Regions from separate parts of the Homo sapiens genome. Here regions 1 and 2 are each linked to region 3. A link is an interaction called in ENCODE POLR2A ChIA-PET data of the cell type or tissue named here. Cell type or tissue: GM12878. All regions are shown on one strand. Region 1 overlaps EPS8 (EGFR pathway substrate 8, signaling adaptor). Region 2 overlaps LOC105369677 (a long non-coding RNA gene). Region 3 overlaps EPS8 (EGFR pathway substrate 8, signaling adaptor).

Region 1 (8,000 bases), 96 kb before region 3:
ACATTCTGACATATAGATATACCTTAGCTTTCCCAACAACCTATTTTTTTGTAAATGTAAACCTATTTCTTTTAGTTAGTATAGATATTCTATAATAGATAAGTTGTTTGGAAAGTTCTGCTGAACATAAAAGCTGAGCAAGTACAAAAATATAAAGTGCATATATACATATGCAGACTCAGAACATTAACACAGAATTTTAAGAAAACTTAATAAATTTTCATTTTACAACACATATGAATTTCATTTATATTTACTTTTAAAATTTAGATTAAAATCTCCATGTCCTTGTATCAATATTACTCTGATATTCCAATACACTCCATTTTTGCTTTTGCAGCATTAAAATTACTTAATAAAAACAGATGCACTACAAAATTCACTCTGTGCTACCTTTCTTTTTTTGTTTGGATGATGACCTGAGGAAGTATGATCCATCTGGTCCTACCAAAATAATGTCATCAAAAAGAAAGATCTGGTTTCACCTAAAATTTTCTCTCCCAATATAACAAAACATAAACCTTCACTTACATGACTGTATTCTACATATTTTTAAAAAGTGAGCGACTGTGATTTTTCTGATTAGTTGTTGAGGATTAATCAGTGTGAGATATTAACACATCGATAATTGTCCCTGTGACAGCCGTTATGACTCTTGTAATACAATATATAATTCAGGAATATATTTCACAAAACCACATCTAGAAATAATCACTATTTCAGAGTCACTGGTTCACCATATTCTAACACAACTGTCCACGATAGATTCAGAGCAGGAGGGCTCGGCTTGCTTTGATCTGACCTTAGGACAGAAAAGAAATGGCAGTGGTTGCCATGACACCCAGTCATGATATGGCAGCTCCTGGATGTTCAAATGCTTTGTCTTTCAGGTAATTTATTGGCAAATACAACAGTTGAAGATCTGAAATACTGTGTGTTTCTATTTAGATATTCTCATTATGAAGTATTAAGAATTTATCCCTGACCTCTTGATTTCCTAACCCATAGTTTCCCAATCCCACAGAAACATAATTTACAGAAATGAGAAGAAAAACTATCTGATAGCATTTTAAACAGTATGACATTAACCGATCACTCTGAGTGCCTAGAAGATATGGTGTCATTTCTAATATTCCAAATTAAGAATCCACTTTAGGAATTCCTAAGCTGCTTTCTCTATGTTGTACAATAAATAAGTTGTATAAGAAACTACCTTTTAAAGATCCTAAAAATGTATAAATGCCATAAATGGACTTATAAATAAACTAGTAGTTCCAGTGATTTTTAAGTCAATCCATAAAGGTTAATATTAACATTTTAATAGGCAATTTTGAAAGACATTTCCTAAAAGGCAATTATAATACATTTCTTTTTTATGAGAATCACATGTATTCACAAGAACTGGTATAAATAGTAATTAGGCTCCTAAGCTAGAAATCTCACCAAAGCCTTAAAACAGTATAAAAAGCCTAACTAAAATCTCTCAACACTACTCAAGATGAATCCTCTAATGAAATTCACCACTTTTGCTAACAGTGGTTCTCATCCTTGGCTGCATGTTGGAATGAACTTTATAAAACAGTGTGCAACTCATCTACTATATACTATCTCTTCAAGCAGAACATTTTCCTTTCCAAATTAAGAATGTAAATATCGTCAAATGGTATATTAAATAATAAATTCATGAATAAACATGGCAGTAGGGTTTTAGGTTTCTAGTAGTACAAGCTGCTCAACTCCTAACATAAGACTAAGTCTATTTCCCCTCCTATTCTGGCCCCTGCCTCTCTTTCTCGCTCAGAATCAATTAGAGGTAGGATGAAACTTACTTGGCTATAGAACCACTGGTTGTGTTTCACTATTTTGTCTATTAGCTTTTATGTCATGGTCCAGAATGTACAACTCCAAACAGACAGAATTACATGAATTCAGTAACCAACGATGAAAAATATTTACATACAATTTTATCATACACTATTGCAAAAATTGATATTCAACTCCCAGATCAGAAATACTAAATTTAGGTTTCATTTAATTTGTTAATTAGTTGAACTACAAGTATAAAAAGCATCCAGGTGTTGGTATTTACACTTAATTCCCTTTCACATGCATTGCTGTTTATGCATAATATAACATTTGAAACGGCTAATATTCAAAGATACAGCTAATATTTAGAATTTTTTTTCTCTTTCTCTAAAAACAAAAATGTTCCTTAGAGAGTAAGGATTTGGCCATTAACAAGAAAAAAGTAACATAAAAGCAGCTGCTGAGTATTCCTCTCTCTAAATAAAACAATGGGCTAGAACTCATATTACTTTATACTTACAAAAACTTTCAACCACAGTAAGGGAGAATTCCTTTCCCACTAGCTTAGTGTCTAAGTATATCTATTCCATAGGGGAGAGGTGCTTAATGGGAATCAGTGAGGAGCACTGAGTGATAATTACAAGCTCTCAATATCAGGCAACTACAATCACAGCTTGACAAATGAGTATCCGAACCAACATACCATTATGAAAAATAAAATCATTTCTTTAAAACTACATTAAGAACTAATTTTATTGGCCTGTTCAACAAATTATTAAAATGGCTGATTCCATGAGGTAAAAAGGACTTTTAAAATTTTCAGCTAAGTTGGGAAAACTGCCGAACTGTCTTTTTGAGTCAACTGTTCTGCCACATTCTATCAAGCTGAACTTTTGACTCAAACATTTAGCTCAATTTCCTGATACTATTTAATGAATTAGAAGCCATTTACATCTTAAGAATTTCAAAAAAAAATTTGTTCTGTTAAAAAAAAAGATTTCAATGTTTTCTTTAAGTAAAATACACACTGTAAATAAGGATGGGCAAAAGAGAAACAGGTTTTAACTCTTAAGTACTACTTGAATGTGTAAAAAATTGCTTGGGCTTTAATTATAAAAATTAAACAGAGAGACTAGCTCCAAACCAAGATCAGGAGATAGACAAGAAGAGAAAGAAAGCTAGGTATGAAAAGGACAACATATGGAATGGATATGTGTTAAGAAAAATTCAGGAACACTGCTACAAAAGAGTTGAATCAAGCACTGTGTAGAACTAAAGTTTATAGTAAACCCAATTATACAGAAATTCACCATGCAGTTTATAGGTTACTTATACTCAATTCTTACCAACACCTCCTTGAGAAGAAAATACAAAGATAGAAAAACAGAAATATATTTTCCTACTTGTTAACATCACAGAGCAGTTTAAACTTAAGGTTAAAATAAGACTTAAGGCCAGGCATGGTGGCTCACACCTGTAATCCCAGTACTTGGGAGGCCCAGGCAGGCAGATCACTTGAGGTCAGGAGTTCAAGACCAGCCTGGCCAACATGGCGAAAGGCTGTCTCCACTAAAAATACCAAAATTAGCCAGGTGTGGTGGCACACGCCTATAATCTCAGCTACTCAGGAGGCTGAGGCAGGAGAATTACTTGAACTAGGATGTGGAGATTGCAGTCAGCTGAGACTGTGCCACGGCACTCCAGCCTGGGCAACAGAGCGAGACCCTATCTCAAAAAATAAAAATAAAATGAGACTTAAAAGAGTACCTTTCTATCATACTGACCCAATATTATTTGTCCTCCCAATAATAAAATCTCAAAGTTAACTGTAGGTGTTGGTAATGACAACAAAATATTACTAATTGGTAATTCAATGAAATGAGTTTTCTAGAGATAAAATGACTTTAAGCAGTTGGTAATTTATGAAATGATCACATTCCAAATTAAGCAATATCTAATTTAAAGAGAAGTTAGCTTTCTGGAAAGTCTATCTATTCAGAACATAGAATAATACCCACACTTAAATAAATGAAGTCCTCTGAGCGTTTGTTAGAGATGCCACCATGTCTATACATTAACACGTGCATATTTTAACATACAGACTCTAGTGGAAAAGACTCTCTCGGCTGGGCGTGGTGGCTCACGCCTGTAATCCCAGCACTTTGGGAGACGGAGGCGGGCAGATCTCAAGGTCAGGAGATCGAGACCATCCTGGCTAACACGGTGAAACCCCGTCTCTATTAAAAATACAAAAAAATTAGCCAGGCGTGGTGGCGGGCGCCTGTAGTCCCAGCTACTCAGGAGGCTGAGACAGGAGAATGGCGTGAACCCAGGAGTGAGCCGAGATTGCGCCACTGCACTCCAGCCTGGGCGACAGGGCAAGACTCCATCTCAAAAAAAAAAAAAAAAAAAAAAAAAAGACTCTCAAGTCCCCACTTAGAACCTATTCACTAAGAACATTTTTTATCTAGTTTCCCAGCCTACAGATACCAGAAGCCATGCTAGAAGCTCACGTGTTATAACAACATGGAAAAGGGACAGGCTTGAGACCCAGTCACATGGAAAAAGCAGCCCTAAATATTCAAAAAGGAGATGAATCTGAATGATTTGGTGTAAAGGTAAGGAGTGCAGTCCCTGAGTTTCACAGTGCATAAGCTAATGTGCATATGCATGATCCTTTGTCCCCAAGAAGAGATTACAGCTGCCACACCCAAGCGAAGGGAATATTTAATATACTTTACAATTATTTCCCTTAAAAACAATTTTAAATTTTAGTGCTTAAAGGCTTTGACAAACAGCCTAGTTGGAAAAAAATATAAAATTTCCAGTATTCTGATAACAGTAGCTAAGTAAAATGTTACTGTTATAACTGGAGGAGAGAGAAATTAATATTTATCTTCCTAAGTAAGTGTTACGGTGTCAGTGACAATAATGATGCAGAGTCTTTCACATGCTGGCTCAGAAATTTCTTGTATGGTAATTTAAAAATGGCAAAATCAAGTTATTAAAATGGCAGCATATTTTCACCATTTTCCTTGAATAAATTAATATGTCCTCAAATAAGCAAATTTATTGTCATATACAAGCATAGTTCACAATACAATTATACCACTTATAAAAAATATTTCTAGAGCATTATAGGGAGTGACATATGGAATATAAGTTTTAAAATATATAATGAAAGTCACCTCTTGATTCTGTCAAAATATCACTATAATTAATTGTCTAACATCATTTGGAGGTAATATCAAAATATTACATTTGAGAATCTTGATGAATCTGAGGACCCAGGACAGAAAGTGACTCTCCAGTACCACTCCCCATTCCCATGATGGCGTCATTACTTCTGTTTTCTCATATAAACTTACCACAGAATTATTATCATTTTTATTTTATAAATGAGGAAACTGGGGCCAATCATTTGTGAAAGACAGCAGCCATTTGGTAGCAGTACCATGATTCAGATCCTCTGGCCTCCAAAACCCCTGCTGCCTTTCCGAGCACATTCAGTAGAAGCAACCCAGGAGGCCCACTATAGTGTCAGACCTGAAAAGTGTTCTCATGAAAAACTCTGCATGAAACTTCAGACAGAGTATCTAGACTGTGGTCAGTGCGTAAAAAACAGTGTGAACATTCATGTTCCAGTGCACAAAACAGTATCCTCCTATTACAAAGATGTTCATGTACCACCCATGAAGGCAAATTAATTCTTGGAACATGATTTCAACTCGTTTAAAATTGTAAAAGGATAAATTTTACATAAGATGCATCAACTGTGAGAAAACAAATTATATCATAAATCTCTTCTTTACTAACTTTCCAGTTAAGAAGAGACACTGCCAGCACACACTGTTTAAGTTGCAGATGTGGTTTCTTTCTTCTTTGTGTCTAATACCCACCACTGTCTCTCAACACACCACACAAAACACACACATAGTGCCCTCCCTCTGAGAGTTCTCAGAAAATGCCTGTGGAATGAATGGACAGATGGATGAATGACAAGGGAGAAATATGTTCATGTTTTGAAGATACATATAATCTCTTCTTGGTGACAAAGGATCATGTGTGTGCACATTAGCTTATGCGCTGTGAAACTCGGGGGCTGCATTCCTTACCTTTACACCAAATCATTCAGATTCATCTCCCTTCTGAATATTTAGGGCTGCTTTTTCCCATGTGGCCGGATCTCAAGCCTGTCTCTTTTCCATGTTGTTATATCATGCATACTTCTAGCATGTGATAACAGATGCTATACATAAGTTAAAACTATGCAGACTGGGATGCTAAACACTCCCAAAGCTACCTAAAAAAAAACTTCAACTAGAATCTGTTTATTGCAAAGCTATCTTCAAAACATGAACATATTTCTCCCTTGTCATCCATCCATCTGTCCATTCATTCCATAGGCATTTTCTGAGAACTCTCAGAGGGAAGGTACTGTGTGTATGTCTTTGTGCAGTGTGTTGAGAGACAGTGGTGGGTATTAGAAACAAAGAGGAAAGAAACCACATCTGCAATTTAAAGCCATCTTACTTCTAAGCCCAATCCATTGCTAAGACTTCTCTCTTCCCTATAAATGCTTCTTGGATTTGCCCCTTTCAATCCATTTATTTCTATCTCATTGTACCTATACACTGCTCATTTTCATTACAGTATACAAAATTGTTACAGTGGTATCAAGTTTAAAGTTATGTGACTTTGATAATCATCTAACTTGAAAAGGGGGCCTCACTTTGCTTTATATGTAAAAGGGGGAAAATAAAAATTAACTGCTTAAAAGCTAAAGATTTTCTAGGCTGGTCTCAAACTCCTGACCTGAGGTAATCCATCTGCCTTGGCCTCCCAAAGTGCTGGGATCACAGGTGTAAGCAACCCTGTCTCTACTAAAAATGAAAAAATTAGCTGGGCGTGGTGGCATGCACCTATAGTCCCTGCTACTCTGGAGGCTGAGGCAAGAGAATCGCTTGAACCCTGGAGGCGGAGGCTGCAGTGAGCCGAGATTGCACCAATGCACTCTAGCTTGGGCAACAGAGTGAGACTCTGTCTCCAAAAAAAAAAAAAAAAAAAAAAGTAAGATTTTTCATTCCTTGGATCTAAGATTTTACAAAGTTGCTTCTAATACAACATAAACATTAAAATTTACAGGTGAGTTCTATTTTCTATTCTTATTTCTTTCTTAGCTCTCTGAAATTAGATTTTAGATCTGTGGTATTTCTGACAGGATTAATACTCTTTCTCCTTATTAAAAGTCTTTAGGCTACTATTAGGTGTCTAATTTGCCATATTACTTAAATCTCTGATTCACTTATTTCCATCCATATTCATCAAATTCATCCTCAATATTACTACCAGAGTGAGCCAGAACAAATCTGACCTATTACTATCCTGAGTAAAAAACATCAAAGGCTGCTCATTCATTGTAAACAATGCCTAAATTCCTTAGTATAATTCTTCCCAATGTGGTCTACGTTCATTTTTTCAGTCTTATTTCCCAATGCACCACTATGCACTCTCCAGTTAACACCAAATTGCTTGCATCTGATTAATTCATTACACTCATTCTGCAAGTATTTTCTGAGCATAAATTATATACTAGCCACTATGCCAGTAAGCACAGGGAATCCTGAAGTGAACAAGACAAATATGGGCCACCTTCACAGCATTGATAGTCCTGCTTAAAAGGGTTTCATACTGTCTGTAGCATCCTCCGACCCCTGAAATGCTGAAGAACACAATATAACTTTCACAGCTCAGCTCAAGGCTCAATTCCTCTATTAAATCCTTTCTGATCAACCCTCACCAGTGCACCTCCTACACACTACTATCTAAGCACATTTAGCCCTTTATTATAACAATGTGTTTACTAGTCTATTGCACCAAAATGGCACATAGGCAACAGCCTTCTCTTAGTCATCTTTGAAATGAATGAAAGCACATAGAAATAAAGACTATGAAGATCATGGCATAGCATACTTAATAAATACTGCACTTAATAAATATCTGTCTAGAAATGAAAGACTGAATTATTTTATTCTTATCCAAAAAATCTTTTTCTGTTATCTTCAAGTTATTCTCCAGACTTTAAGTCCCTTAAAGTCAGGGATCATATATTTTTGGTCCTGTTCTGTACACATATTAATGACAAAATATTTATTGAATACATTCTCTAGATCTACAATTCATAACTATTAGAC
Region 2 (8,000 bases), 1.0 Mb after region 3:
TATTTCTTGCTCTGGGTTATCCAAAGTTTTTAAAAATTAGTTCTGAAAAAGAAAAAGTGGAGTACACTGTAGCCGACCTATATATACTTCCCAGTGAAGATTTGGAAGTATGTTCTCTTTAATAATAAAAACTGTTCCACTTAAGTCTTCTAAGATCATACTACTTAAACTAGAATCTGCTTAATCAGTAGATAAAGTCTTAAGTGGCATTTTTTTTTTTAAAGCCAGATTTTGTTTTGGTCGAGAGGAGGGGTGAAAGAAGACAGAGCTTAATTAACCAGACTGACAGGCTCCATAGATCTCTCAAGTGTTTAAATTAAGGATTGCAAGTTCTTGAAACTTGACAAGCCAGGCAGGATTGTCACTGCTGCTGTCTGAAGCAGAGGTAAGTACAGATTAGGCTTGTCCTATCTTTATCATAAGCATTTTGCCAGGATCCAAGAACTTAACACTATGAACAGACTTAAGGTTTTCTTTATTATTGGAAAGTTAAAGCAATAATTAAAATTTCACATTTTCCAAGTAAGATTACTCTTTTAGCAATAAATATTTGTTATTAGGCAGAACAGCATAATATGTATGAAATGTACATACACACAGATATATCCCTTTATTAAAGGAAATATTCATTTGTTCTGCATACTAGATTGCAGGTTTAGTGCATTCATATCAGATAGAGATCAACATGCATTGAATCATTGGATGTAGTGCTTAGGGGCTAGTGAATGTTATTAGCTCCCACCCACCTGGCCAGAGCTTTCCTGTGGAATGAGATGTGTCTTTTCAGTTATTTATTTGCTCTGTGTGCATATATTCACAAGTAGAAATATATACATATGCTTGGAGCATGTTCCACCACATTTGACATCTGGCAAGTCTCTATTATGAGACTTTTAAGGCTTCCAATGAGTAATAAAATGGAATTACAAGAAGAGGGTGAAGATGGCGAGTAAATAATGCAAATCATGGCCCACGAGCCTCTTTCTTTGAATTTAGGCAAGTGTCAAGTATGTATCTGCTGTAAAACATCTAATTCTAATATTGAACCAACTCCTGTTTATGTGCTAATTTCTGAATGATCAAAGGTATTTGATTATTAGAAATACACCTTTCAGATAATTGTGCATTAATACCTCTTTGCAGAGAAAGCTTTTTACCATGCTTACATTAAACAACGGCCTAAGCACATTAAATTTTTGAGGTGTTTGCAGAATGGGCATATACTTTATTCTTAAAAAGAAAAAAAAATTTACTTTCAAGAGGAAAAATGTTTTGGCACTCTCTGTCACCTGGCTGAAGAATAAAAAAAAAAAAAAAGGGAAGAAGAAAAAAGTTGCTGTGTGCAGTTAATATCGAACAGCAGCCATCTCCAGATGATCCCTGCTGCATCCAATTTCTGCCAAAATGCTTTCTGTTAAACCTCCATCAAACAGACACACGGCGCACAAAAGAAAACCTCATCACCAAGGGAAACTAATCCACCGGTGCGCAATGTAAGCCTGTCAACTTTTTATTATAAGAAGTCATCACTCATTTCAGTGAAGATTAAAAGTATGACTAAATTGAGAAAATCCTCTTAGCCATTTGGAATTTTAATAGAGGAGAAAAGGGGGTGAGTAAAATTTAGACTCTGTGCGTGTGTGTGTGTGTATTTATATATATATCTGTATCTGTGAGGTTGTGTGCATAAATATAAATATACACACAGTATACACATGCATATGCGTATAGACACATACACATCAACATTTGTATATACACATTATTTGGATGAATGTAGGTAATTATGCATATAACTTCAGCCCCTAAAAAAGGAAAAGCTACCAAAAATTCATACATAAACATGTAGCCTTGTAGTAGGTTTTCTCAGTTACCACAGACAAACAGTTTCTGATTCAGAGAAGCTTAAGAGATAAGAATGGAAAATGAGTCCTCACAGCTTTAATTACATCGCCACTGGCAACAAGGTGTTACAGTGGCAGAATGACAATTGCTTTTACTCAGAGTATAGATTCAGGGTCAATACGCTATTTCATCCTAGTACACCAGAGCAGATGAGCACCATGTTGTTGCTATATTGGCCTTGCCATACTTCTTGATCCCTGCAGGTAAACTTAGTCTGATGTGCAATTAGAATTACAGGAGATGGTACGCATCTGCAGTGAACTAGAGCTGGGTTTTCCAGATTATATTGAATGCGGTGTGTTTCACTTAAGCTGTCATTGAAGATGTGGGTAATCTTTTACATTTAAAGACATAATCATCTTCCCATTTCAAAGATTTCACCTGTGTGAAAGCACAATTATTCCTCCAGTCAGTTTGCAGTTTGAAAATGATCAGCTGTTATTCCTGAAGTCCTAAGTTAGCTTTTTAAAATTCAGAGAACTTTACATTTGTATAACTCCTCCCATGCCTTGGTCTATTTTCACAGCACAGGAATAAGGTTGCACAAGTTAGATATTTGGTTTCTAGTTTCTAGCAGTAATCCTCAACATAAGTCCACATGATCCTTGGAGAACAAACAAGTAAGTCCCGTCACTTGCCAAGAAGATAAACTACAACTGTATCTTACCTTTATGCAGTTACACGGGCACCAACTGGCAGTGAAGTGAGTTGAAATTCTTCCTGCAAATCACTAAAGACCATGTACGACCAGGAAATCTGCCTCTTAAAGGATAGCAGAGCAGTGATGCTGACACCTTTGGGAGAAGATGGGGAACCTGTCAGCAGTTTCAGCGTCTTCTGGCCCTTTGATTAAACTCTTCCCACCCCCACTCCCAAACTAACTAAAGCTTTTTGCTATTCAAGTAGTGGTAGACAACCAGTGAACTGTTTCTGCTTGGAGAGCCTACTTTACTTTCCATAACCTTCCTTTCTATCCAATGAAAAGCAACTGTGGCCTTTTACTAAGTAAATGAGCAAATATTTTCCCAGTGTTCACCAGGTTAGATCCCCATTTAATTAAACTGGCTCATTATGTCCCTATCTGATTAGCAGAGTAGAATCAATTATTCAATGCACAAACATGGCTGCAGGAGCTAGAGGTGTATACAGAGCTGTTCATTTAATTCCAAGGACACTAATTAGGTACAAAGCAAGCAATAACTTTAACAATTGCAGGCACAAGCATACATGCAGTACAGGACAAGGGGAAGAAAAAAACAGGCCTTCATTTTCTTAATAAGCTGGATTCTCTTCCCCCTAACAGGGTCAAGAAAAAACAGAAAGCGAGAGAGGATGAAATGTAGATCAAGAAAGCTAAGCATCCAGGAAATAACCCTTGGGATTTGCATATGTAATGGTGTGCTGCTACTTTTGTACTTTATAATCAAACAGTAGGCAATTATCCAAATTATTGACAGCAGATTTCTCATTTCAACTGCAAATTAAGGCCATTAATAAAGCTTTCTAATGCAAAAGTGACTAATTAACTAATGGAATGGAACTCTGAAGCTGTGATATCAAAACCAGTCCACCACATATTGTGGAAACACAGGGGAACTAATTAGTTTAATTATCAAAACAGCTAATTAAAATTACACAGTTCCCTAATTAGTTCTTTGCGTTTTTTCTCTGGTTTAATTGACAGGATGGAGTTAAATAGGTAACTGGTCTCAAAGAGGGAAAGGGAAAAAACCAGGAATAGCTTCTGCTGAATATTTTAGCTGATGTTATCTCATTCATGTGGCAGACCAGTAACAGGAAAATAAATGACTCTCATCCTTTTGGTAAGCAACTCCAAATTTTCCAGACATAAATCTGCCCTCGGAGTAAGCTATCTGAAGAGATTTTCATGAAGTTAAAGGGCTGGGACGTCTTGATGCCTCCAAAAGGTCAGGGCGAACACATATTTTGGAGGAGGACAGCATGTGGTTTTTCTTCAGGAAGTTAATTTTTCACTTAGTTTAATTTACACTGTACTGTATGTGTGGTTCCGTAATCACTGCCAAGGGACATGTAAAAATGGCTTAGATAGCAGAGCCGCTTCTGAGCCTGACGGTGCTGAAACGTAGCGTGCGCTGGTGGCACTGAATCGAGATGCAAATCAGGTGCCATTCTACAAGATCTGAAGACTTTCTTAAGCTAAATTTTTGATGCTGAGAAATGAGACTAAGAATAGTAATAAAATAATAATAATAGAAAGTCTTTTCATGGACTGTCAAGGACCTTTCCTCCACAATGCTGAAGAAATGTAGTCAAATCAGGCTTTCTCTATCATTTCAGCACTTTCGGTGCTGGTCAGCACCCACAAACCCAAAACCAGGTTAATTTTAAGCTGCTGTGGCCCTGGGACTTTCCAAATCACAGAACTTTTTTGACCAGAAGAGAGCTAAAGATACCAGAGAACTCATTCTTCCATGTATACATGAATTGTATAAAAACCTGCCCTGCTTTCTGATGGCTTCAGAAGACATAATATCAGCTACTGGCCATATATGGCAAATATTTCAAAACATAGTATCTATCTTTTAGCTTTGAACAAGAAGAAGAGATGAGAATATGAACAGTTTATTGTTCAATGACTTTTCTGAAGCTTTCATTCTTATATATATGGCTCATATTTTACAATCCTACAAATAAATCTTCCTGTTTTGTGCCCTGTGATGGCATTGCACCTAATATCAAAATTTTTTCTATGGAAGTTTGGTTTGGAAAAGTGAAGCATGATTGAGTAGGTCTTCTCACATCTGGTTCTTCTGCCTTCACTTTGATTTTTTCCTTTTTTAATTTTTTTTAAATTCATTAATTGGTTGTAAAAGCTGATAACAAACTAAATGTGGACAGGTTAGCACAATTCTATACTCAATGATGATAAGTTATATATTTTTAACCTATTATGCTATACTTGCTATATGTAAAAGAGTAGGATTAACATATATATGTGATAAAGCAGAAAATAATCCCTCATTAATCCACCACAAAGCTTAGGAGCTAAACATGGCTGATAGCATTGAAGTTATCTGTACATCACTCATCCCATTGCCCTGCTTTCTACCCCAGCTCAACTAGTTAGACACTACCCTGGATTTTATATTTATCATTCTTTATCACACATGTGTGTACCACTGAAAGAGATTACTTAGTTTTGTTAACTAAATTAACATATTATAATGAATACTGGCTATAGATAGCCTTTAGAAGATTGCTTTATTTCACCTAACATAACTTTTCCAAGACTCATCTACGTTGCTGCAGATAGCATTAATGCATATACTCTCACACTGAACAACGTTCCTGTGCATGGATAAACTTCATGTATCTACTCCTTTGTTGATCACTTGGAAAGCAATTTGCATTGTCCTAAAACTGAGAATGCACACGTCTTATAACCCAGCAATTTCATTAGAAATATATAGAAATGTCTTTATAGTAGAATGTTTATAAGTGCATTATCCCTTAATTATGGTTTGTAATTAATCTTTAATAATTACATATTATTGTTACAACCAACATGATCAATAGTGTAAATAAGAGGGTTTAGAAAGGTTGTAGAGATGCCCTGCAGATTGAAAAGGATCATTAGTTCGATGTTATCTAAATTATTTAGCATTCAAAATTCAATAAATATTTTTTGAGTACTCTTCAGGTATCAAAGACTGTTCTGTTTGTAGGGAATATAGCAGTGAATAAAACAGAAGTGGCTGCTATTATGAGGCCTTCATTCTATTATAGGACATAGACATTAAATATACAAATAAGCAGCATTCTATGAGGTAGTAGTACCTACATTACCTCACTATAGATCTATAGATAAATACAAAGCAAAATAAAAGAATGGAGAATAAAGGCATTTCTAGTTAGGATGGCATAGACAGGAAAGATCTGTCTGTGGAGATGGCATTTAAATAGAAATATCAGTGAAGGCAGGGAAGAGCTCATGTGTTTATCTCAAAGAAGAGTTCTAATCAAAGACGATAAGGTTCAAGTATATTTTTACTGATTTAGAAAAGAAATAAGGATATTATTGTAGATAAAATGGAATTAGTAAGAGAAAGAAGGATCAGATATAATTTTGGAAAGTTAGGCCAAGCCCAGATTGCAAAGGGTTTTTCTAGGCCTTTCTGGACTTTGCCATTTATTCTGGGTGTGAATGAAAGGTTACCACTTGAGGTTGTATATATTTTGTGTTTCAAAAACATATTGATTTATATGTGGAAGAAAATCTGTAGTGGGACAAGAGTGGAAGCAGCTTGGATAGGCATGACTGTCATTAGATGAGACAAGAAGGGGCTTGGGATATGTGGTTGCAGTGGAGCTGGTAAGAAATAATCAGATAAGGGATACATTTTGAAAGCAGAGCCAAAAGGTTTGTTCGTAGATTGCTTGTAAATACATTAGAGGGAGAAGTCAGGAATAACTCCACATTTTTTAGCCTGAGCAAGTAGTTAAAGATGATATTACAAATACAGATGGAGAACAATGAAGTAGGGGCAAGTTAAGGAAGAAAAATCAAGTGTTTGTTTTGGACATACATTTTAGATATAGGTATCTATTAGACAGATGTGCAATTGGAGTGAGCTGTCAAGTAAATATTAGATAAGTTAGTCTGGAGTTGAGAGTAGAGCTCAGAGATGGAGATTTAAATTTATATTGGAAGTCAACAGTTGAGTTGATACTTAAGGGAATGGGATTAGATGAAATCACCTAAATGGTTAGTATAGGCAAAGAAGAAAAAGAGACACAAAGAGTGAGCCTCACTGTAACTGATTGGTTGCATTAAAGATCTCAGATCATCATCCCTTCTCCTATACACAATCTTCACCATGTATTTTGTGGGACCCTTCCATCCTAACTCTGAGCTTAGAGTTGCAACTTGCTTTGACATTGCCAAGTTATGCAAGCAGAGGGTTGTACATTTCTGCTCATGCTCCTTATACTCTGCCCTTACCATGAGAAGATATGCCTGGGCTAGCCCCTCTGATCCCAGAAGGGGGAAGGTAGATACAAGGTCAACCCACAGGTGCATGAGTGAGCCCAGCTGAGTGCAGTCTTAGAGATCAACTAAACCCTACAGGTAAGTGAGATATAACTGTTTATTGATTATTGAGTCTGAGTTTTAGAATGGTATTCAATGAGCATTATTGTAGCAACATATAACTGATACATGAGGAGTACTGTAGTATTTAGAGATCTGGACAAGAAGGAAGATTCACAAAGGATACTGAAGAAACCACATTGAGGAAAGCCAAGACAAATAGGGTTCAGAAACCCAGGAGGTGAAAATGTTTCAAGAAGAAGGAAGTGATCCACTGTGACAAATTCTACTGAGTTCATGTAAGATGAATGCTGAGGATGGATTATTTGGCAAATGGATTTTGTTATTGCCTTCATTAAAAGTGTTGAAAGAACCTAATTCAAGTAAACTGTAGAGAAAAGGGTAGGTGAGTAAGTTAAGATAATTAAGAATAGTGATTTTTGCTCTAATGGGCAGTGGAGAAATGGGCTCATGCTTGGAAGGGGATGTGAATCCACAAAAAGAGTTTTGTTTTAGATGGTTCTATTTTGTTTTAGATGGTTCTATTATTGACTGTTTATATGTAGATAGAAATCATTTAATTCAAGGAGGGAATAAAAGAGATGACACAGAAGAAAACAGAGACAATTATTATAGAATAACTGAAATTTTGAGTAGGTAAACTGGAATAAGATCCAATAAACAGGAGATGGGCTTAATGAGCAATTCAGCCATAGCTACAGGTCTGAAGGCAAAGTACAGAGGGGGTTAAATGAAGGTACGTTGGTAGACTCGCTAGTAAAACAATAAAGTTTCCTTCCTTCATAGTGCTTATTTTTTTAATTAAAGAATTAAGGAGTAAAATCATCAGCTAAGAGTGAGGAAGAGGTATGCGGTAGACAGAATTCTAAGATGATACCCAGTGACGCTTACCCTTGCATAATACTCTCCTCTTTGAGCATGGGTGGAACCAGTAATATGAGGAGATACCACTCCTGTCACTCTGTTGTTACAGGGCAAAAAGGAGATTGTCTGGAGTGGACCT
Region 3 (8,000 bases):
AGATATTTTTGGTTGTTATTTTACAAATAAAGTTTTCCATTCAATTTAGAATAATGTAAAGAAATGTTAAGTATTACCTTAGAAACTGGAATTATGCTTTTCTTCCATTGCAGTTAAGAATTAACCTAAGTAAAAACCAAAGACTTACAGAATATTAGAGTTGGAAGAAATCTGGGAGATATCCAATTTTTAAAAAAACTGTTCTGGCTTATACAGTTAACTATTGAATAATAATAAAAGGAGGGAAATGAGATTTAAGAATTTTAAGGCTGGGCACGGTGGCTCACGTTTGTAATCCCAGCACTTTGGGAGGCCAAGGCGGGTGGATCACGAGGTCAGGAGTTCAAGACCAGCCTGGCCGATATGGTGAAACCCTTTCTCTACTAAAAATACAAAAATTAGCCGGGCGTGGTGGCGGGCACCTGTAATCCCAGCTACTCGAGAGGCTGAGGCAGGAGAGTCACTTGAAACCAAGAGGCAGAGGTTGCAGTGAGCTGAGATTACGCCACTGCACTCTAGCCTGCAAGAGACTCCATCTCAAAAAAAAAAAAAAAAAAAAAAAAAAGAATTTTAAGAGCAGAGGTAGTGAGATAAGTTCCCCAACAAATTACCCTAAGTTGGGTGTGTAGTATTTACTAAATATTAATTAATAAGAACATCACTTGAGGAGTTGGGTTCTTGATACATTAAGTCACGGAATTTTCAGAAGCCAGTTTTTTTGAAGGGAGAAAATAGGAGCTTTTTCAATATTACTCTCAAGCAAAATAATCTCCCTCCAACATAGTAGTGATTCGGCAATCCACACAAATCTACACAGGGAAAAACTTTTTTTCCTATCCCAAATAGGTGGATGGCTAACATTAAACAATATTGACATATATGAAGTCATCTTAAGATTAATATCAAGGAAAACATGATACAATACTAAGAAAAGACAAAAGCAGAGGTCTGGCACTCTGCAGATTCTCCAGGTTTACACACCTTTTGATTCAAAAAGAACCAAAACCATTTCTTATATATTATTTTAATCAGACTATACTTTCAACATTTTACAGATGAAATTATAATCACCTGAGCTTTTAAAAAATAAAAATTAGGCACAAATACACTTATTCATAATTGCGCTGGCAAACAGTTCTTATCAGATATTTAAATCTTTGTGAACAGACAGCCCCCTTCTTTTCCCATATGCCCCCAAGTCAAGCCTCATCTCTCTCCCTGTCACCCATAAAATCTCACTTTATGTTCCATTAACCAGGATCACATGAACTAACCTGAAAGAAAAAAACAGGAGTTCTCTGTCTATAGAATAATGTTGGCAAAATAAATTGACATATGCTTAACAAAAAGCACACAAAAAATAAGAGATACAATCAGGCAAATATTATATGTCATTCTTTCATTATTAACATAAAATTGTAACTCTACTTTTGCCAATTTTATCAAGACTCTCAAAATAAATGCCACACTTGATATATACATACAACAAGAATAAGAAAAAATAAATGAAAAATGCATTTTCAAGGATATATTAAAGAAAATCACTCAGAGTTTTATGAAAAATAAGCAAACTAGCATTACAGTTATTACTCAACTTTGGAAAAATTACACAAATATAAGACGCTCTTGTTGGCAAATATTAAGAAAAAACATTTTCACAGAAATATCTTGAGTATATCTGGAAAGCAAAACATTTAAGATGTTAAGATATAAGATGTATTTATGATTTAAAATAATCTCTATATAATTATTCTGCACATCACGAGAATATTCAAGACTCTATTGAATTTCTCCCCAAACAATGAACATCTCTATATAGTAACTCTATTTTCAGTCTTTTGTCTAACACTAGCATTCACGAGAATCTGATCACAGAGCAAAATAAATTGGACACAGTACAAAAATTTCCTGAACTTTCTGACCAAAGTCATGTTTTATTATTTCTCAGATGTATTCTGCAGTTATGCTGATTTTATTCTTAGCAGTTGAATAATACCCAAAATAGTTCCAGTGCCACAATTATTTGTAATTTTCATGTTTTTTTAATTAGGTTTTTTTTTTTCTTTTTTGAGACTAGGGTCTCGCTCTTTCACCCATGCTGCAGTGTAGTGGCATGATCTTGGCTCATTGCAGCCTCAAACTCCCAGGCTCAAGTAATCCTCTCATATCAGCCTCTCAAGTAGCTGGGACTACAGGCACATGCCACCATGGCTAATTTCTGTATTTTTTGTAGAGATAGGGTTTTGTCATGTTGCCCACATTGGTCTCAAACTCCTGGACTCAAGTGATCCACCCACCCATGACTTAAGGATCACTTGAGCCTAGGAGCTCGAGGCTGCAGTGAGCTATGATCACACCACTGCACTCCAGCCTGCATGACAGAGCGAGACCCTGTCTCAAAAAAAAAAAAAAAAGAAGAAGAAGGGAAAGGGAAAAAGAAAGGAAGGGAAAAAATAACATTATTCATACTATTAAAAATATTTATAATTACAGTAGGATTTGGTAAAAACAATGTGCTAAAGCGTGTTTTTGTAGGCCCTTTTGGGTTTAGTTCATGAAATATCAAAAAGCTCTCACTGTCTTACTCATAATACAAAAATCTTGAAAATTGTGCTCTAATGAGGGGAAAGGATAGAAAAGAGTCAGACTGAAAAAATATCATCTTTGTTGGCTTTTTATTCTAAGAGCTCAGTTTTTTGTGGAAAAAGTTATAATACTTTAAAACAATGGTTTACTTATTAAATCTGTGAGATGTTAAAGAGCATAATCATAGCCCACATTTAAAAGAATGGGAACCTGAAAAACAGGCATGTTTGCCAGAAGGGTTTATCCTAAATAACAGAGTACATTCTGATTGTCACCATGATTAAGCTTTTTCAGAATATTTCAATTTAGGCTCAGTAAAAACTGTGGTCAGTATTTTTTTCCTTTTCATATTGAGAGTTGGGATGTTACTGGCACAAATCTCATGATGAAAGATGCAAGAAAAAATTCATTTATTTCATCATTTAACCAATACACATTGAGCGTCTATCACACAAAAGCACCACTCCAGGCTTTAAGGCCTGTCCAAAAGTAAAAATCAGATATGGAGCCTACCTTAGAGGAGCTTGATACCTGGTATCAGGTAACACACATGTATATAAATTACAGTTCACGAAAGAAAATAAGTGCCTAGGCGATCCTGAGAAAAAAAATATTAAGTGGGAGAGGTACCAAAGAAGGTAGATTATTCTACAATGGCAGATAAAGTAGACCTTAACTGATGGATTCGATTTGTATATAGAGATAAATTAAAAAGTTATTCCAAATATAGACAAGAGGGACACTGAAGCACAGACTGGGAAAACTGAAGTATACAGATGAAAGTGTATAGTACCTCACTTTGGCTAATGAGTAATTTATAGGAAAGCGGGTAGTGAGGCTAAAATTAAAGAAAGTCACCAGGTTGTGAAAAGCCTGAAAAGGAAACCTTTGTTAGCAGTTTTTAAAGCAATGGACTGACATCATCTGAACTCAGCTTTAGCAAGACTGATCTGAAAGTAGTAATTAACATGAATTGAAGTAGGACAGAGGCAGATACAGAGACATTCAGGAGGGAATAGCTTAAGAAAATGGTCATATAGCCTTGAAACAGTGAAAAACTGAACAGAAGGGGCAAAGGCGAGGGTTAACTTTAATGTGAAAGCAGCAAAATCTGGCAATCAGTTGCATATGGCAGGTAAAGGAGAAGGGGGGTCATGGATGTGTTCTTCTAATGGGCTAGAAATTCTCCGTAGGATTGCACTGCACTCCAGCCTGGGTAACAGAACAAGACTGTCTCTTAAAAAAAAAAAGAAAAGAAAAAGAAAAGAAATTCTTCCTAGAACTGAACTATTTTTGTGGCTAACTCATTACAAAGAATTCTTTGTGGCAGTATTGAGAGCTAATTTCAATACAAAAGAAAGGGGAAGGCCGGGGGCGGTGGCTCATGCCTGTAATCACAGCACTTTGGGAGGCCGAGGTGGGTGGATCACGAGGTCAGGAGATCGAGACCATCCTGGCTAATGCGGTGAAACCCCGTCTCTACTAAAAATACAAAAAATTAGCAGGGCATAGTGGCGGGCGCCCGTAGTCTTCATTTGTACCACCCTAATGAGCATATGGGGAACCACTGAAGAGTTTTAAGCAAGGTAGTTAACATGATTAGCAGTGAGAGACGGAAGAGGAGAGTGCTCTATCAGCCATTTGCTGACTCAAAAAGATTTAATGACTGTTGACATATAGGTGGGGCAGAAAGGTGGGTAAGAAAAAGAGTCCAGGAAAAATTCAGATTTCTAAGGTTGTCATTTGGATAAAAGTCACTCCAAGTAGAGAGACAGAAAGAGATGAGGGGGCCAGAGTAAAAGCAAGAAATTAATTTTGGGAAATGTGAAGTCTGAGGGGCCTGTGTGATATTCAGCTTCAGTCATAAATAGAGTTAGAGTTCCCAAGAAAGGCATCACCTGAAGAACTGAGAGTAACTGTTCTAAACGAAACACTGAGGTTCCCTAGAAAGAGAATGAAACTTAGGCTGTAACATGAAATGAGATGAAGGCTAAGAAAATAATTCCAGAAAATCCAGAAACTTTTCAACTTGTGAGTGTTCTGAGAATACACAAAACCATGAACTGAGGCACAAAATAAATAAATAAATAAATAAAGCATTGGCTCTCACTGCTGCCAACAGATGGTGCTAGAACTTACTTGAGAGTTTCACTTAGGAAGAATTTTGGATACCTATTCCATCCCAAGTAGCAGAGCTTCTGAATCAACATCTAAGTGTAGATGGGTAACAAAGCAGAGGTAGATGTTAACCAGGAAAGAACAGCACCACCACAGGAGCCAAAGGAAGAGAATATTCTTTTTATTTAAAAGAAGGCAAAAATCATTACAAACATACATTCATTCAGCAAATAGACGGGTCTACAAAGTACCAGAAACCCTAAATGGTAAAAATTCATAGTGAACGAGACACAGTTTATGTCCTCAAAGAGTTTACAGGTAAATGCTACAGCAAAATCAAGTAAAAACTAAACATTTTCCTTTTGGTTTAGCTTTTAGAAGATGGCAGATGACCTACAGACATAAGCTCAGCATCAGACCACAGTGGGCTCGCTGATGTAGGAGAAGTGAAGAGGAAACCATAGACATTAAGCTTCTCTTCAAGAATCTTAGGTGGAAACAAGACAGAAATAAGGCAGCAGCAAAAGGATGTTAAGAGACTATGTTCCATATATGCAGAATACCTCACCAAGACACACCTGAACTCCAAGAGCTTACTATATACACACTTGGACATAGGTACATATAAGAGAGAGAAGAATCACATTTTAAACTGACTCCATAATACATTTTGCAATAGAGGCCTGAATTATTAAAATTACATTCTAATGTTATTAATTGTGATTATTAATGGTTCTTTTACTATGCTCTGGTTTAAGTCAAGTTGAAAATTAGAAGGCAATCATGAAGCCACAAAATTTCAATCATCCTCAGAAGAAGGAGGAAATGAATGGGGATACCCTGGTATTAAACATATGCACAGGACCAAATTATGTGTTAAAGGGAGATAGATACATGAAATATTTTAGAACTGTGTTTATCAGCCCCTTCAAGAGACTATGGAGAGAGATTTAAGAAAAAAAAAAAGCATTGGGGATAAGAAGAGAGACATGATGCAGCAGAAGCAAGTAAGTATTCTAAGTACAAGTACTTATTAGAAAGAATAATGTGATATTAACAAGTCTAGCTGACATAGTCTGCATCAGTTTTATCATTCCAGCAAATAATCTCAGGACAACATTATTTTGACAGCATATGACATGAATCAAATGCATATCATAGGAAGAAGAAAGAAGTTCCTATCTGTGTCTAGTAAACAGAGTGACAAGGTGGCAATCAGGGGAAGTCAATGTCTGACCAAACAAAAGTAATTCACATTGGTAACTATAATTCTCTCTCATTTTTGCAGTAGCAATTTATAAAATTTATAATAAAGGCTAGAAATTTTTTGTGACTTTAATAAACATAATCAATTTCATGCATTCATAAATATTTGTTAAAATTTCTTTAACAGCCTCATCTTCTTTGGATAGTCGAGCAAATGTCACCAGAAGTGTACAAACTAATTTACTGCAGAAAAGCAGGAAAATAATTCCACCATCTTTTACCAATATATTCAAATACTACCTTTGAAAAAAATTCTTCAAAAATAACTAATTTTTAGCGTGTCATCAATTAAAAAAAAAAGATTCTCTGGTAATGGTTTGCTTGAGCCACGAATAAGAAGGAATAACCAAAATGAGGAACTAATGAATTTTTTCTTTTGGAAAAGAGGTGCCTGTATGCTACACCTCTTTTACAGATTTGATAAAACTGCAGAGATGAATTTATATATCTACCCCCCTCCTTCACCCCACCCCCCCTGCAACTTGCATACAGGCCTAGTGTTATTTAAGCAAACAGTAAACAGCTATTACTCTTCAGTTAGGTAGACAGAACTTGGAAAATTATTAGATCACAAGGTTGCCACAGGGACGCCAACCATCTGTCTAGTAAGTATGAATGACTTCTTCCTCCCTGTTATCCTGTATTCTACAATGCTCAATAGGCAAGGTAAGGGAAAGGTTACAGGTTTGTTATACATATACATATATATATATATACACATATAAATATATATGTACACATATAAAATATATATACATATATAAATATAAATATACATACATACATATAAAATATATATACACACATATATATATTTTAAACATATAAATATATAAATATATATATATATAAAAAATAGTGACCAAAATATTTGGTCCAAATTACCAACAGGGTGGGAAAACTCAGGGACTTTTATTCTTCCACAGCCAACAAAGTAATCAATGATTTGACAAATATTTATCTAAAGCCTTCTTTGTGCACAGAAATCTTTTTTTTAGTTCAGTGTATAATGGCCCAATCCATGCATGCTTAGTATTTAAAAGCAATTCTTGACCCTGCTACCAAACAATTAAGCTCCCTGCAGTGCAAATAAGGAAGTTTTTTGAAACAGATAGTTATGAATCTTTCATTCATAGTAGCTAACTAGAAACATATGAGCCAAACCCATTGTGAGTATCATTTCAGTGGTGTGTAATTTGAGAGGTGTGTTAGAATGCGCTTGGCCCCACTAAAGAAGGAGTCCACATTTTCCTTGCTTGCAAGTGAAATGCAAAAACAATTTTGCAACTTGGCAATTCATATGGCAGTCTTAAAGTTACCCACATTCAAAATTCAAGACAATAGAATTTTCCCCATCTCTAAGGTTTAACACTTTACGATCAGCCTAAGGTGTTACATATGAATTCATTTTATGAATAATGGCTTCTTCACTCCCAAAAGCTTGCAGGAAAAAATACTGAATACCGTATATAAAAATGACACAAACCACACTTGTCTGGTCTGATCTTAAATTGACCTTAATAGTTTAAAATCTTTCAAAGGGAGTACTGATATACTGTAATTTTCCCCAAAGCTCATAAATAGCCAACGTTCCTTTGTGGAATCATTGTAAAATACATGTAATTTGGAAATAGACTTATTTTATAAATCCACAGTACCAGTATATGTAGAAAAACAATACAAAATGTGAATATCATTACATTTGAATAGGAAAAAATGTGAATCTATATTAAGGAAAGAGGGCGAGAAAAGCAAAAAAGATTAGCCTTTATTTTCCAGATTTTTGAGCCCTTACCTAGAACCTGATGCTTCTGTTAAGTTTTTATGCTTCTTTTCATTTAGGTGTCTAACATCACGCAGTCCACAAGGATAAGAATGTTGTCTATCTTGTCAATTAGAGTATTCTCATTATTTAGTACTAGCACTTAATAGGCACTTATTTAATATTTCTTTATTGACAGATAAATTTCATTAACTGAAACAAAATTATTTTCTATTAGGTAAAGTTGTATATTCCAGGACTGTTAGAT

What was found. ChIA-PET counts read pairs that join two places held together with the same protein. Peaks named below come from ENCODE experiments on the same cell type or tissue, not always from the same donor. Only the 100,000 strongest peaks of a DNase experiment are listed, where the experiment ranks them.
Region 1: POLR2A ChIA-PET joins it to region 3 with 7 read pairs; 8 of 35 experiments call an interaction of 5 or more read pairs at or near these places.
Region 2: POLR2A ChIA-PET joins it to region 3 with 5 read pairs; 1 of 35 experiments calls an interaction of 5 or more read pairs at or near these places.

The regions. Positions count from the first base shown.
Region 1 is chr12:15,672,061-15,680,060 of GRCh38, forward strand. The region is part of intron 3 of EPS8 (EGFR pathway substrate 8, signaling adaptor); the gene reads right to left. Among named protein-coding and RNA genes, the nearest start is that of EPS8, 110 kb to the right of the region's middle. In GM12878, no CTCF peak of the experiment used is centred here; no DNase peak of the experiment used is centred here.
Region 2 is chr12:16,785,349-16,793,348 of GRCh38, forward strand. It overlaps LOC105369677 (a long non-coding RNA gene), which reads right to left. Exons shown (of 6, transcript XR_931397.3): 6 at 2,573-2,699. Among named protein-coding and RNA genes, the nearest start is that of LMO3, 180 kb to the left of the region's middle. RefSeq lists an enhancer at 2,426-4,040. In GM12878, no CTCF peak of the experiment used is centred here; a DNase peak (open chromatin) is centred at 4,253.
Region 3 is chr12:15,767,891-15,775,890 of GRCh38, forward strand. All of the region lies in intron 1 of EPS8 (EGFR pathway substrate 8, signaling adaptor), which reads right to left. Among named protein-coding and RNA genes, the nearest start is that of EPS8, 17 kb to the right of the region's middle. In GM12878, a CTCF peak has its summit at 4,704 (motif pointing right); DNase peaks (open chromatin) are centred at 3,601 and 4,191.